Linked DNA regions of Homo sapiens: region 2 is linked to region 1. Evidence: chromatin loops called from intact Hi-C (ENCODE). Cell type or tissue: HCT116. All regions are shown on one strand.

Region 1 (8,000 bases):
CCTGAGAAAGGGAGTGTCCTGCTGCTGCTGCCCCTGAGGCCAGGTGACTGCAGGTGTCCTACAGAAGAAGCTGGTCTCTTCTGCTTAGGCTGATTTGAGGAGGCCCCCACACTGCCCTCCTTCTCCCAGGCCCACTGTTGATACCCTCATGTTGTCACCTCTGTTCACCCACATGGGACTGGATTTGGGGGGCAGGTCCCCACACTCCCCCATGGCTGAGTGGCACACTCACTAATTTCAGGGCAGACTGGGAGTCGTCCATCTCACAGGGCTCTGAAGCTGGCAGGAACTTGAAAGTCGTGCCCAAGCCCCCAACGTTGGTCAGCGTGATGGTCCGAGACGTGGTCTCTCCTACCACGTAGCTGCCGAAGTCAATGAGCTCCTTGTCGAGGGACAGCTGCCAGAGGACATGGAGTGAACTCAGGGCCACCGTGCCAGGCCCACAGGGTGCCCAGCGTGAGGCCTGCACGTGGCTCCAGGCAGGGCTGCCCTGAGCATTTGTGCGCGTTGTGCACTGCACAAGCAGGTACACGATTCAACCCAGAAATCAGGTGTGTATTGCTCATGACAAGGTGTGGCACGCGAGTCTGGTTTTAAGAACATCAAGGCAGGAGCCCCCTCGCCACGGAGTAACAAGGGTTCAGTGAGAGGACGCAGGGCCCGGATGCAGGGCCTAAACAAGGAGCCTGGACACGGGGCTTTGGAGGTCCTGAGGATGGATGGTGTCATTCCTGGGTGAGGTCAGCTGGACTCTGGATACAGGGACCCAGGGAGCATCCTTCCAGAACGGGAGCACGCCCTCCATGGGGGTGCCTCACCATGCCCGCTGTGGGCCACAGGCCACAGAAGCTCTGGTGCTGGCTAAGGATGCAGGCCCGGGCCATACCTCGGCTCTGCCCAATGGCCCCTCCTCGGGAGGCTTTTCTGGGCTCTGAGTTTGGAGGCCCAGGGGCTCCCCACTCTGTGCTCCTGCTCCAGGGGCAGGACCAGGGGCCACCGACGCAAATGGACGTGGTTCGCAGAGGGCGGTCGGGGTCCAGCCAAGGGAGGCCGCCTCCTTCCCGCCTGCACCGCCTGGGTCCTGTTCTCCCCTTGTTCAGATGGGGTTTTACTGTTTTTACAGTCCCCAGCCTGGACGCTCCCCTGGGAGAAGCAAGCCCCTGCTCAGGGGAGCCGAGGGTCTCGGTGCTCCTGTCACAGAGGAGCACTTGACACTGCAAAGACCAAATGCGGGAGAGGCCGGGGCAGCTCTGGCCAGGACACCTGGGGCCTCGCCGGGCACGTGCTCCATGATGCTGATCCGGAGTGGAGCAGGCCAGTACCAGACTCCTGCCGGGCTCCCAGGCTGAGCAGGAGGGAGCCGGAGCCTGGCTGTCTGCGGGGGGGCGGGGGACTTCCTGCTGCCCCTGGCCCTGGTGCTCGGTGTCCTGGGCCTGAGTCTTGGCTCACCAAGAGCCCGCACAGCCGAGTGCCGGCCCAACCGTGACCGCTCTGAGGAGAAGGCGGCAGCCACAGGGCAAGGAGCTGCTCGGGTGCCCTAGGACGGCAGTGGTCCCTGCATGAACCCAAGCGGGGCCACTTGAGTGCCAAGAGGAAGGGAGACTAAAGTGACTGGAACACACCAAATACTCAAACACTGGTGAGCCTATGAAGAAACTGAGAGGAAAACACTTCTCTCTCTGCCACCATCGGTGACTCTCATCCCAACCCCTCTCCACGGCGACACGCGGTGAAGGAGGAAGCACGCGACAGAGAAAGTTACACAGGTGCTCATCAAAGGTGGCTTGGGGCCAGCGTGGCCTGGATCACGGGTGACCATGAGGGCGTCTGCTGATCTTCCTGGGGTGGGGGACATAGCGCGCCTCTGCCCTTCGCCTGCCCCGGCTTGTTCCTCCTCTAGTGTAAGAATGGGCCTCTTCCTGCCCCGCTGACGCAGGCTCAGGCTGTGAGACTTGCCTTGACCTGAGAATTCTTAGGAGATAATGACGTCCCCACTGTCCTCTGGGAGATGCTCGTGCTGCCGTAGCTGCCACTCTGGAGTCCAGCCTGGACGGGGCTGGCCGCAGAGGGCTTCACACTCGCGGCTGAGCCAGGAGCCGTTTGCTGTGTGGCAGGTGCGGTGCGAGCTGACCAATTACTCGGCGGGGGCCGGGGGGACAATGATGTGTGGGTTCCTGGTTTACTGGAGATGCATGCTGAAGTTTCTGAGGGTGGAGTGTTGACATTTTACTAATGTACTTTGAAATGGATCAGCAACAACAGATATAGCAGTTGATGGACCAAGCAAAGGTGTCCGAGGCCGACAATGTGGAGTCTGGGAGGATGCGGGGTCCGGGTTGCAGCGCGTGGAGCCTTGTTCTGCTGTTCTGTTTTCCTCTATGCTTGAAATTTTTCTTAGTTAAAAAGAATCAGGCGGGATCCCCCCAAGAGCTGCAGATGAATGTTAAGTTTTCCTGAGCCACAGGCCCTGCAGTCTGGGCTCCACACAGAGCAGGGTTTGTCTCATTTTTCCAGCACTGGTCCGAGTGCCCCACGTTCGAGACCCCACCTAAGGTTCGGCTCAGGCCCACCTGAGCTGCTGTTGGAAGAAGGGGCTCAGCCCCTGGTGAAGATTGGAGCTTCCACCTGGTCCCCCCGCCAACCTGCACCCCCTCCCAGGAGATGCCGTCCCCCACTGGGGTTCCCAGCCAGCATGCCCCGAGAAATGCTGGCTCGGACACCTTTGAACTCACCGAACATTTCTTTGTTGAACATTTCAGTGGAACTGAAAACTCGCCCGTCTGAGCCAAAAATGAGATATTTCCTTCTAGATCCTTGTTTATCTAAAACATAAAACAACCCCCACCACAATACACTTCTGCAACTTTTGTGTGTTTTGTTTTTTTTTTGGACAGGGTCTGGCTCTGTTGGCCAGGCTGGGGTGCAGTGGCACCTGCTCGATTCACTGCAACCCCCCTCCACCCACCCCCACCTGGGGTCCAAGCGATCCTCCCACCTCAGCCTCTCCACTAGCTGGGATTACAGGCATGCGCCACCATATCTGGCTAATTGTATTTTTTGTAGAGACGGGGTCTCGCCATGTTGCCCAGGCTGGTCTTGAACTTCTGGGCTCAAGCGACCCTCCTGCCTTGGCCTCCCAAAGTGCTGGGATTACAGGCATAAGCCACCACACCCCTCCCTCCTGTAACTTTAGCCTGTTACATGTGCCGTGGCTACCTGGGCCAGGGCCGCCTGCCACCTGCCCAGCTCGGGTGACCCCAGGGGAAAGAGTCAGTAGAGGGCATCTCAGGAGGGCTGGACACTAGCTTCCTGGAACATCCCAGCCCTCCCGACTTAGACCCGAGAGTGCACGCCCTCGGCCACTAACCCAGAGGAGCTGCGCCGCGGTTCTGCCCAGCATTCAGGAATATGTTGAGTGTATTTTTGGAAGTAAAATAGCAAAACAGGGGCCTGCGTGATCCTCACTGAGAGGCCAAGTGCATCCTTCCCCCATCATGTTCTGCGCCACCATGCCCGATCACAGGCTCCACCCACCACCACCTCCCCTTCGAGAGAGAACGGGCCCCTCTGACTCACCATCGGCTTGAAGGTGACAAGCACTTCACAGGACATTCCGGCTGACAGGGGGCCAGGGGGGTCAAAGCTGCAGGACGTGACCCATAGCACACGGGGGTTAGTGCTGCGGAGGGCAGACGCTCGCCTCACCACCCAGAGCACAGTCAGGCTGGGCCTCCTGGCCTCCTCCCCATCCCGGGCCTGGCCCCCTGCCCAGCCGCCTTCACCCCGGGGAGTGCTGGATCTGCTGCATTCCCTGCTGCCGCCAGTACCTGGCAGGCAGGGGGCGCTCCAGTGTGTGCGAACGTTTGTGGAGTGAGGGAGTTAATCACTGAAGGCGTGAGGCAAGTCCCCAGGCCAACTGCCAGGAAATGGGACCCCATGGGTCGGAGAGGGCCACAGTTCCCCTGGGCACAGGTGCCAGGCCTGGGACCGGGGCTCTAGGGCTTTGATACCAATATGGGACCAGGGGGCTGTGGGCAGGAGCCAGGAAGAGAGCTGGAACTGGGAGTCCTGAGACAGCTGGGACCCTCGGGACCCTCTCAGCCCCTTTCAGGGAAAGAACCACAAAAATAGCCCCTACTGCACAGGCCACTTGAGGGAGCTGGTCTGTCTTGGCCCAGATCAGGGTGAGGGAGCATCTCCCCAAGGAATTCCTGACGCCAGGCTGATTTCACAAGGTTGGATTTTACCTAATGTGCTTGGTTTAGAAATGCACAAGCTAAAATTTTAATGTAAAATGTGTCCCTGGCTGGCAACATTCCCACGGCACCAGCAGAAGCAAACCCAAAGCTCCTCCAATTGGGAGGGAAATGCTTTGGTGCCGACTGCACAGAGCCCGGGATGGAGCTGCCGGGGAGAGGAGCAGAATCCGAGAGGGTGGACGTGCGTGCCTCACATAAACCAGCAGCAGAGTGCAGGGCCGAGCTCCAAACCCTTCAGATGACAGAAGCGTGGAGTGGGGATGTTAGAGGACGTATAGATAAAATGGTTAGAGACAGAAATAGAGAATTCCAGACGTGAGAAAAGAACAAGACACTGTCAAGAAATGCAGACTCATCCAAAACAGAACTTGGCATTTTTAGAAATGAGAGACAGGGCAGCTGAGTAAGAAACTTACTGAGCAATTTCAACCGTTGATTAGCAGCACTAAGGGGACAAGTGGTGAACCGAGCAGCACCTAGAGCACCACCCAATGCGAAAAAGAGACAAGAAATTTCCAACCCGACGGGGAGGTTTCAAAAGGAGGAGCAGGAGGGCAGAGCCGGAGAATGAATGGGGGAGGGGCGATGCCTGGGGAGCTGGGGCTGAGAAGTTCCCAAAATTGTTCAAAGATCTGAATCTTCAGATTCAACAGCACAGTGAGGTCTAAGAAAAATCAGCCCACACCAGACGCACAGCAGAGCTGCGGGACATTAAGGATGAGAGAATCTCAGAGCAAGCAGGCGGAAAGCCAGGTATCCTCCAAAAAAACCAGCACCTGGACCGAGGCCACCTCCCACTCCAGCAACAAGAGGCAGAGGGCAGGAGAGTGGTGGCCTCAACCTGTTGAGAGAAAATAACCGTCCATGAGAAGTTCTCATCCCAGCGTGGGGAGGAATGCCTCGGTGGCTGAGAGCACAGCGACCACCTAAACCCACCTCTGCACGCGCCCTCCAGAAACCACATGGATCAATGAGAGAAACAGGCGGGCTGCAGAAATCCCATGCCTTCAGCATGACTAGAGGACACAGAACCCTCCAGACTTAAAATTAACCATAAGGTGAAAAGTAAACACCAACCTCCAGCATGCATTCTCCATGCCCGCCTTCACAGAGAGCTACGAAGGTCTGAAAAACTGCAGGGAAGAGAGGAAGGAGACGGGAACAAAGACCCTAAGACTGACCTAAAATCAGCTCCCCAAAGAGAACATCACAGCCTCCACAAGAAAATACCAAGTCCCAGTGAGTCAGTGCTGATCTCAGGGAGGGGCCATCAGAGCCCACGCGCCCCTGGGGGCAGCCTCAGGAAGATGCCTCGTGGGAGAAGAGGAGGCCCCTCTGGAGCCTGGGCAGCAAGGGGGGAATGAGGATCCTGCCCTTGCTGACCCTCTTTTGAGAAGCTGCACTTCACAACGCTCGCGGGAGTGGAAACTCCTGAACTGGGAATCCGAAAGCCATCCTGGACCTACAAACCTGTCCACAAAGAGAAAACTGGCAGGAAGCAGGAAGTAGAAGAGAAAGAACTTTCTTAAAAATAAAGTAAGTTAGGCTGGGTGCTGTGGCTCACGCCTGTAATCCTAGCATTTTGGGAGGCCGAGGTGGGCCTCGGATCACCTGAGGTCAGGAGTTCATGACCAGCCTGGCCAACATGGTGAAACCCCGTCTCTACTAAAATACAAAAAATTAACCGGACGTGGTGGCAGGCGCCTGTTATCCGAGCTACTCAGGAGGCTGAGGCAGAAGAATCGCTTGAACCCAGGAGGCAGAGGTTGCAGGGAGCCGAGATTGTGCCACTATACTCCAGCCTGGGCAACAAGAGTGAAACTCCATCTCAAAAAAAAAAAAAAAAAAGTAAGTTACTAAGGAGCAGAAGAAAAGAGAAACATTGCAGAAAACATGGAAAAGGCCGTCAGAGGGAAAAATGAAGAAAAATAAAATAAAAGAGAAAAGAAGAAAATGGGCCAGGCACAGGGGCTCACACCTGTAATCCCAGCACTTGGGGAGGCTGAGGCAGGTGGATCACTTGAGCTCAGGAGTTTGAGACCAGCCTGGGAAACACAGTGAAACCCTGTCTCTACAAAAAATAGAAAAATTAGCCGGGCTTGGTGGCACACAGCTGTGGTCCCAGTTACTCAGGAGGCTGATTGAGGCAGGAGGATTGCTGGAGCCTGGGAAATTGAGGCTGCAGTGAACTGAGATCGTGCCACTGCACTCCAGTCTGGGTGACAGAGCAAGACCCTGTCAAAAACAAAACAAAGAAAAGGAAAGCAGAAAGCATTAAAGGCAACCAGAAGGAAAACATCAGACACCAAAGACCAGCAAGGAGGATCCAAAACACAGGTAAGTGGAGTCTGCAAGGAAGCAAATGGAAACATTGTTACAGAGTGAAAGCACGGCCTTAATTCAGGGAGGCAGTGCTGAAATGAAGACAGCTTTCACCTTGACACTGAAAACACTGGCTAATTGCCAGGGAAAACTTATCAGAATGGTCAACATCAAAACATAACAATACAAAAGGAAACTCTGACAAGGTGTGGTGGCTCATGCCTGTAATACCAGTACTTTGGGAAGCCAAGGCAGGTGGACCGCCTGAGGTCAGGAGTTCGAGACCAGCCTGGGCAACATGGTAAAACCCGGTCTCTACTAAAAATATAAAAATTAGCCAGGCGTAGTGGCAGGTGCCTGTAATCCCAGCTACTGGGGAGGCTGAGGCAGGAGAATCTCTTGAATCCAGGAGGTAGAGGTTGCAGTGAGCTGAGACCGCGCCATCGCACTTGCACTCCAGCCTGGGCGACAGAGCAAGACTCCATCTCAAAAAAAAAAAAAAAAAAAAAAAAAAAGGCAGCAAAACAAAACGAAGAAAAACAAAAGGAAACTTGGGCAGCCAGGCAAAGTTCCAGCCATTCGTGAAGGGAAATGGGCTCGGTCTCGGACGACTTTGACACAAGAAGACAGAGGAGCCCCCTCTACAAAATCTTCGTGAAAATCGGACCTGAGGGCTTATGCCCATATAGAGCCTGTTCCAGCCGTTCTGAACATGAAGGGACCTATGAACCTCCTGCTGTCCCTGCACCGCGTCCCTCCCTGTCTGAGCCGTCCTCTTACTCAACGTGGATGAAGTCCCGGAGGTGCTCCTCCACGCCCACCAGCTTGCAGTAGTTGATCGTGTAGGTGGTGTTTACCAACGTGATCTTTTTCTTGTACACTTTGCCAATATCAAAGTCCTGGGAAAGGCCGAGGTAGCAGCTTCAGAGCGGGTCACAGGGGGCTGTGCTGTGAGCACCGAGGCAGCTTTGCCTCAAGGTAACCGCTGGTGAGCATTTGCCAACTAGGGAGAGGTTCCCAGGGAACAATTTCCAAGGTTTCTCCCAGAATCGAGAAGGCCCCTGGGGTGCATGAAGGACAGGTCTGGGGGTGGAACCTGTCACATAAGAGCCTTCGCCACTTGAGGCAGGACAGGGCCTTGCTGGGGCCCGCAGGTGGGAGTAAGAGAAAAGGCTCAGACACTGTGGGTTCCAAGGTGGGTCCCTGACTCCATGGATGGACTTGAGCTGGGGTCAAATACAGGAGCCCACAGCCTGCTCTGTCTTGCAGAGTTTGGCAGAGGCGTCCAGGCACCAACCTCAGCCTCACATGTTCCCACCCTGTCCCTGCTACATCCCTGTCCCGAGGTTCAGGGGACCCCCACTGCCCCAAGTGGCACAGGGCTTTCGGGGCCACGGCACCCCCATTGCTCAGACTGGC
Region 2 (8,000 bases), 210 kb after region 1:
CAGGAGAATGGCGTGAACCTGTGGGCAGAGCTTACAGTGAGCCAAGATCGCGCCATTGCACTCCAGCCTGGGTGACAGAGTGAAACTCTGTCTCAAAAAAAAAAAAAAAAAGGTCATATTTAATTTTTTTTTTTTTTTGATGGAGTCTCGCTCTGTCACCCAGGCTGGAATGCAGTGGTGGGATCTCAGCTCACTGCAGCCTCTGCCTCCCAGGTTCAAGTGATTCTCCTGCCTCAGCCCCCAGAGTAGCTGGGACTACAGGTGTGCGCCACCATACCCGGCTAATTTTTTTGTATTTTTAGTAGAGACGGAGTTTCGCCATGTTGCCCAGGCTGGTCTTGAATTCCTGACCTCAGGTGATCTGCCTGCCTCGACCTCCCGAAGTGCTGGGATTACAGGTGTGAGCCACCAAGCCTGGCACCGTGTTTAATTTTCGAGGACCTGCCGGACTGTCTTCCGCAGCAGCGGCGCTGTTCTGCACTCCTACCACAACGTGCCATGGCTCCGGTCTTTCCCGCATGGAAGCTGTCGTGTTATTTGCCCGCTCCTCCCCTTGTGGAGGCTGCCACATCGTTCTCTGTGTCTTTGACAGCAGGCCATCCTAAGGCGCATGGGGTGGTGTCCTGGAGCTTTCATTGGCATTTCCCTCCCTGGCCCTGTGCACTGCACTTTCAAATCCTGGGCCTGGTCATTGAGAGGATGCCGGGCCCGTGGTGGGGCAAACGGGAGTGTGTGGCCCCCAGGCTGGAGCTGTTGGCGCAGCCTCTGGCACAGGCACTGCCCCCATGACGGCATCCCCACCCCCAGGTTCTACGCGGCCGAGATCTGCATCGCCCTCAACTTCCTGCACGAGAGGGGGATCATCTACAGGGACCTGAAGCTGGACAACGTCCTCCTGGATGCGGACGGGCACATCAAGCTCACAGACTACGGCATGTGCAAGGTGCGTGCCTTGGACCGCCTCCCCTGACCATCCCGCATGTGCGTCTCGGGGCGCCTGTCCCGCGGGGTAGTGTCTACAAGAACCCTCTCCCAGTAACTTTGCCCCCACAGGAAGGCCTGGGCCCTGGTGACACAACGAGCACTTTCTGCGGAACCCCGAATTACATCGCCCCCGAAATCCTGCGGGGAGAGGAGTACGGTGAGTGCCGCTGCCCTGGCCCCTCTCGGAGCACACAGGGCCAGAGATGGCTTCGGGCCTGGCCCAGCAGCCAGGGAGAGGTGTCCTTGACCATCTTACACCCAAAAGCCACACACTGTCTTTCCCAGCCGGATGTCATCATCTGGCCTCAGCCCCTTATTTGAATTCTGGAAAACCTCCCATGTCCACTTGAGCAGCTCCTTGGGGAGGGCACTGCACAGGATTCCTCCTGCCAGGGAGCCCCGGGGCACAGGGAGGGGAAAGACACAGAAAGCGGGGGTGGGACAGGGTGCAGCACCTGAGTCCCCGTGCTGCACGAGTGGCTGGGGGAGAAGCTGTTGTCTGGGGAGCCCCAGGGGGTGCAGGAGCGTGTGGACAGGACCCCACAGGCCCTGCGGCTGAGGACGCCGTGCACACCAGAGTGTTTCTGCTCCTCTCCCCTCTCTGGGCGTGAAACGGGGACATGGGCACGCGTGTGCAGCCGTGTGTGCGTGTGTGAAACGGGGACGTGGGCACGCGTGTGCAGCCGTGTGTGCGTGTGTGAAACGGGGATGTGGGCACGCGTGTGCAGCCGTGTGTGCGTGTGTGAAACGGGGACGTGGGCACGCGTGTGCAGCCCTGTGTGCGTGTGTGCCGTTGGGCTGAGTGTTCGTGTGTCGGGCATCCATGTGTGTTGTGTGCACATGCATACTGTGTTTGTACACACTCCACCCACTTCTGCATCCTGGTGTTTTCAATGAGGCATGCATGGTGTGCCTTCAGACATTTTTACACATTTTTTTTGCCATCAGAATGGGTGTGGGGCAGGCAGGGCGGGCAGGTCACTCGCCGCTGGGATAACTGGGCTCCCCAGCGGCCACAATGGAAGTCTCAGTAGCCAGAGAAGGACAGACAGCAGATTGGAGGACTGGAATATAGTCTAGAACCCAGCTTGGGATGGGGATTCCGTGTGGGACAGCGGCAGCGTCTCACCTCAGCAGGGACCAGGGGGACTTCCGGGGACGCAGAGACAGCTGCTGTCCTTGGGCAAAACGGGTCAGGGTCTCCCACCCCTCATTCGCTGGAACACATTCCCAACAGGTTGACTACTTGAACCTTTTTAAAAAACAAAATGGCTGTAGAAGGAAACACAGGAGAGTATTTCCGTTACTGCAGCGAAAGGGCTTCTTCAAGCTTAGTTCTGTAGAAGCAGAAACGAGAGAGGAGGGTCGTCCGCAGGTTCCACCAGTGCCTCGTGCCGGTGTGGTCACAGGTGCCCTGGCAGGACCGACAGCCCAGAGGCAGCCTGGGAGACCTCCGTAGTGTCAGGGACGGTGGCAGGGAGGCCGAGCTGCCAGGTGGAGGTGCTGGTTCTGTTTGGGAAGTGGAAGTCACAGAGGCCTGTGTGCCGCCTGCTCAAGCCTGGCTCACACTCGTGTCAACTGGGCATGAAAACCAACGCCAGCCAGGTTCGTCCTGCTGCCGGCCCATGTGGCCCCACTCGGTGATGGCTGTGTGCTCTCCCCCAGGGTTCAGCGTGGACTGGTGGGCGCTGGGAGTCCTCATGTTTGAGATGATGGCCGGGCGCTCCCCGTTCGACATCATCACCGACAACCCGGACATGAACACAGAGGACTACCTTTTCCAAGGTGCGTGCCCCGCTGTGCGTTCGTACCCCTCACCTGCACGACTGTCTTCCTTCCTTTTCAAAGGTGCAGGTGGAGGGGTCCCGCGGGTGCCTGGAGCGGCAGTGCCATGCAAAGCGTACCGGGAACCATTCCTCCTGGCCAGACCCTGTGTCACATGCCACTCCCCGGGCCGTGGGGTGGGGTTACCACACCTGTGGGTCAGCAGGAAAGAGAACCTGTCCCCATTCAGCTCCAACTCCCTCCTGCCCTGGCCAGCAGCACATGCTGGAGCCCCAGCATGTCCTTGACCGAGGCTGTACCGAGCTGAAAGCACAGCCCCCACCCCCAAAACCCACAGCCACCATCATGGGCTCCTTCCCACCTGGAGGCCCCGGGACCTGCTCCTGGTCTGGAATTCAGTGCTGTGGGGATGTGGGATCTGGGAACGCGGCTGTCTCCGCGGTGCCCTCTGGTGGCCAGCCTGCAGAGGCACCCGTGTACCTGCGATCTTGGGGCTGAGGAAGGGGAGCTGCTGGTTCACGTCCGATCCTACGACACGTGCCAGCGCATGTAACCAGGAGGCCCAGGGAGGACCCGGCGGGACTCCGGGTTATAGATATTGCTGGGCTGTAGGAAGGGAGGGGCTCCGGGGCCCCAAGGCTGAGCTCCCAAAGCTCTTGCTCAGAGTCAGAGTCTGGGCGGCACTGGGCAAATGGCACACAACACAGGCAAGTCCTCACCAGGCTCCGCCCTTGCAGTGATCCTGGAGAAGCCCATCCGGATCCCCCGGTTCCTGTCCGTCAAAGCCTCCCATGTTTTAAAAGGATTTTTAAATAAGGTACGTTTCTGGCCATGCTGACAAAATCTCGTTTGTGGCCTCGGTGTTGGTGGGCAGAGGGCCAGGCACGGCTGTTGGCCATTTTTTCATGTCGGCTGCTGTGTATCGGGTGTGTGGGTTGATTTTCCGCTTCAGTATTTGAGCTCTGTGTTCTGTGAATCGTCCGTTTTTACTCACACCTAACAAAATGAGAATGTGTGCCCAAGGAAAATGGAACGGAGCTTAACGTACGGGGAAGGAACTTTCAATAAAGGAAACATCTGATTTCCACCACCTGGGTCAGAGCATCGGGGGAGGGCTTGTCAGCACTGGGAGTGGCCACCAAGGAGAGGGGGTCATGGGGCTTCCGGGATGGGGCTGACTTGTCCTTGTTTGAACTCTGACCTCCAGGACCCCAAAGAGAGGCTCGGCTGCCGGCCACAGACTGGATTTTCTGACATCAAGTCCCACGCGTTCTTCCGCAGCATAGACTGGGACTTGGTAAAGCATCACAAAGCCTATTTGCACCCCCATCCCCATCCCAACCCCAAATCTACCCAACCCCCATCCCAACCCCAACCCCAATATTCACCCAACCCCCACCCCACCCCATCCGAACCCCAATATCCATCCCAACCCCAAATTCATCCAACCCTCACCCCACCACCAACCCAACCCCCAGCCCAACTCCCACCCCAACCCCCAACTCAACCCCCACCCCAATATCCACCCAACCCCACTCCAACCCCTACACCCCCAACCCCTCCAACCCCTATAATCTGGTGGACAGAGCCGGGGCTGTGTGGGCCGGGTGGGCTGTGTGAGCTCGCGCACCGCCGGGCTGGTCTTTGACATGGCCCCACTTGCGTGGAGCCAAGGCTCCTGTCTCCCAGAAGGGTCAGCTGGGAATGGGGGACCACCCTCCAGGGCCCCGAGGAGGGATGGGGAGACACATTTCGTCCTCCGGAGCCAGGAGAGTGAGGGGCCGGACGAGCTCGGCCCATGGCGCTTCCTGGCAACCCTCGACTGTGCTGGCTTGGTGCCGCCAGGAGCTAGCGGCACATGCGTCCTGACCTGTGAGCACATTGGCTGTTGGTTCCACAGGGATCTGATAGTGGGGGCCGGCCTAGAGAAGGGCGTTTGCTTTGGTTTCATGGCCGGTTTTATCAGCAGTTACTGGACAGGACCAGCAGTCGCAGCGTTCACGGCTTGAGCTTTAGCGTCGGGTATTGAAGGAGAGTGAGTCTGTGGACAGGGTGCGACGTACACTGGCTCGATTTAGGAATCTGATTTCGGTGGTGTGTGAGCAGGGTGCATTCGGTAGAAACTACTTTGAGTTTTGACCGTTCCCCAGCTGGCCGTATGAGGTCAGTACTCTCCTGTGATGAGGGGCGGTGACTGCAGCCCCAGCGGGCCACGTGATCAGGAGGGGGCCGAATGTCCCGAGGGGCTCTGCGTGCAGGGGGTTTTGCCGGACTGTAGGCTGGCGTGTGTCTGTCAGGTTAAGGCAGGTAAGGCTGCGCCGCTTGGTCGTGGGTTCTGTGTGGAAGTGCAGTCTCCACCCAGGATGTTTCCAGCGCCGCTCGGTCGTGGGTTCTGTGTGGGAAGCGCAGTCTCCACCTAGGATGTTTCCAGCACATGGAGGGTTTATTGGGAGGTGACCTTGTCTGAAGCTGAGGAGCGTCTGTGGAATTTGTTTCCAGCTGTGTAAATGGTTGCAGAGCTACTGAAATAAAACCTTTAAAATACACTCTCAAGGAAAAAAGCAGATTGGATAGCTCGTTCAGTGCATTTTGGAGGAGGTTGAACTGAATCAGGAGAAAGCCCAGCTCTAGCTCTGTCCTCCACCCCACCCAACTTTTCCAGGCAGCCTCGGCCAGCGTGGGAGGTCACTCCCTGGCCCCTGTGGTCAGTGGGGGCCCTTGTCCACACAGCCCAACAAGTCACTTTCTAGTCGAAGGCCTTGCTTTGCCTGTGCATGTGTGGGACCGTGGGGGAAGGTGGGGAGTGAAGTGGTCAGAACGTGCCCACACCCCTTCCTACATACAGCCCTTCCAGAGCCCAGCTGGGCTGCTGCCAAACTAGGACGGGGCCATTCTCTGTCGTGCGGTTGTCAGATGCACACACTTAGAAATGTTCTGAGCATAGGCACCTGCCACGGAATCACCTTCGCAAATTCTTCATTTAAATTTATGCCTCTGGTAGCATAAGGGAGAAGAGATCTGCCTTTGGTTCTAACTGTCAGTCATCCTCACGCCCAGGCCGGGGTTAGAGGTGGCGTCCCTTTTCTCTGGCTCAGGCACCCCTGGCCTAGTGGGGTTACTGGTGGCGTTCCCCTATCTCAGGCCACACCTGGCCTAGCTGGTGTTAGTGGTGGCATCCCCTTGTCTCTGGCCCACAGAACCCCTCCGGTCCACACACACACTCAGGTCCAGGTACCACCCGGCTGAACCCGTAGCAGGTGCTTAGTAGAATTACGTGAGGAGCCAGCATCCCCGCTCCCAGCCACCTCCCCTCGCCCGTCTCAGCTCAGTCTCCCCCGTGCCTTTCCCACCCTCTCTCTTCCAAGCCCACCACCGTATGGGGCCCACCAGCACCATGGGATCCAGGGAGAGCCCGATCCTGGGTGCAGCCTTGGTGCCAGCCGGGCCCCTGATCTTGTCTCTCAACCACTCTTGGTTTACCGGGAGTGGACAGATGAGGACAGATGGCTGCCTGTGGAGTGACGGGCTCCTTCTCTTCGGAGCACTGTCTAATCTGAGTGTGAGTCCAACCCTGCCCGAGCCGGAACTCAAGGAGACCATGAAGCCACCCTTGGCCTCTAGCTGGGAGAGGTCTGCGTCCCTGCAGCGAGCACGCCAGGTGATCTCTGGCACACACTTGCCGCGGGCTGTCTCTCGGAAGGTAGTCAGCGGCCCTGGCTTCCCACCTGGGTCCCACCACTGCAGAATCACCCCCGTGGCTGCCCACAGGGGCGGCTTCCATCACCCTGCTTCTTCCTGGCTGCTGCGGGCTGTGTTGTGACTTCCATCCCAGCCTGAGAGGCCTGCGAAGGGCTTGCCACCGACTGCCAGCCCTGCCTCTGCCACCGACCGCCGGCCCTGCCTCTGCCACCGACCGCCGACCCTGCCTCTGCCGTTTCCTTGCCACCCATCAGCTCTTGAGGCTTTTAGGAAGAAGTGTGGCTGTTTTGGCCAGATTGCTTTAGCTGTCCTCAGCAGGGTTGGTGTGGGGTCACCACCACCCCCATGTGACCTTGGCAGAAGGAAGGTCCTCCTCCCATTCACCCAACGCCTGCAACTCAGTGGTTCTGAGCAATCCCAGAGTTACATGACGTCATCGCGATCACTTTCATCACCCTGTACCCAGAGAAGACCCGAACCCACTCCAGCCTCTCCCCACACCCTGCAGTGGCTGCTCCGCCAGGCTGTGTGGCTCTGCCTGGTCTGCACATGTCATGGAAGTGGACCTGGGCACACCGCGGCCTTTCGTGCCTGCCCTCCCCTCAGCATTGTCTCCACAAGCTGCACCCACACAGTAGCACGTGGCACTGCCTCCTTCCTGCGCTGAACCCCACCCACTGCGTCCACTGCGTGGAGACTGCACCTCTGCATCCGTCCTCAGTGGACATAGGGTGGCCTCCACTTTCTGGCCATTGTGAATTGTGCTGCCGTGAACACCTGTGAACCCGCTTCTGGGTGGACTCGTGCTGCTGTGAGCACCTGTGAACCCGCTTCTGGGTGGACACGTGTTTATTTCTCTTGGGCACGTGCTCAGGGCGCAGTTGCAGGTCCGGTGGTCTCAGTCTAGCCTTTCAGGGGGGCCACCTGTTCCTGCAGCGGCTGCTTTCTGGTCCCTTTGGGGGCCCCCTCAGTCTGTGCTGGACTTAGTTCCATGGCTGTAGTGGGCACAGCTTGAGAACAGTCCCTCGGTGGGTGTCAGCTCCATGTGGGAGTGGGGCACGTGTGAGGCCTTGGTCCCCACCTGTGGACTCAGGGTCTCTTTCACGGACTGCGGGGAAGGCAGTGGGAGCAGCAGGAATGGATGGTGAAAGGACACAGTGCCCGCCCCCCGAGTGTCCGAGGGTAGAGCTGGGACAGGGTCACAGTCACCCCAAAGCCGCCCCCTCCTTGCCTATCCCCAGCTGAACCAGCACCACTCAGGCAGTCGCCGCCACTGGGGTGTGACTCTGGGGCCCGGCACCGGGTCCCCAACACTGCTTTCCTCCTGGAGCCTGGCCTCTGCACACTGCCCTGGAGAAGAGAGGCAGTGTGTGTGCAGAGGGCCCCGTCAGCCAGGCAGATCCACCTGCCTTGCCCCTGCACTGGGAGGTGGCGCTCATCTTGTCGGGGGCTCCCATGGGCCGTGTCTAGACCCCACCCTCCGCCGGTCCAGGCACATCCTCAGGCTCCTAATCCTGAGTCCTCCGGTTTGG

The links. Peaks named below come from ENCODE experiments on the same cell type or tissue, not always from the same donor. Only the 100,000 strongest peaks of a DNase experiment are listed, where the experiment ranks them.
Region 2: it touches region 1 in a loop (25-fold over the local background); 7 of 110 quality-filtered maps call a loop at or near these places.

What each region holds. Positions count from the first base shown.
Region 1 is chr1:1,956,388-1,964,387 of GRCh38, forward strand. CFAP74 (cilia and flagella associated protein 74) reads right to left here. Exons shown (of 39, transcript NM_001304360.2): 14 at 7,362-7,480; 15 at 3,577-3,643; 16 at 2,733-2,822; 17 at 233-397. It overlaps LOC107984872 (a long non-coding RNA gene), which reads left to right and starts at 981. Exons shown (of 3, transcript XR_007065354.1): 1 at 981-1,766; 2 at 1,977-2,114; 3 at 2,515-2,643. RefSeq lists enhancers at 1,263-1,903, 1,904-2,543, 3,489-4,194. In HCT116, a CTCF peak has its summit at 3,838; DNase peaks (open chromatin) are centred at 3,564 and 3,844; H3K4me3 peaks cover 1,070 bases; H3K27ac peaks cover 1,024 bases.
Region 2 is chr1:2,171,248-2,179,247 of GRCh38, forward strand. PRKCZ (protein kinase C zeta) reads left to right here. Exons shown (of 18, transcript NM_002744.6): 12 at 808-943; 13 at 1,054-1,141; 14 at 2,650-2,769; 15 at 3,507-3,586; 16 at 3,977-4,066. Among named protein-coding and RNA genes, the nearest start is that of PRKCZ-AS1, 8.6 kb to the right of the region's middle. RefSeq lists a silencer at 2,599-2,765 and an enhancer at 4,319-4,927. In HCT116, a CTCF peak has its summit at 3,228 (motif pointing left); a DNase peak (open chromatin) is centred at 3,204.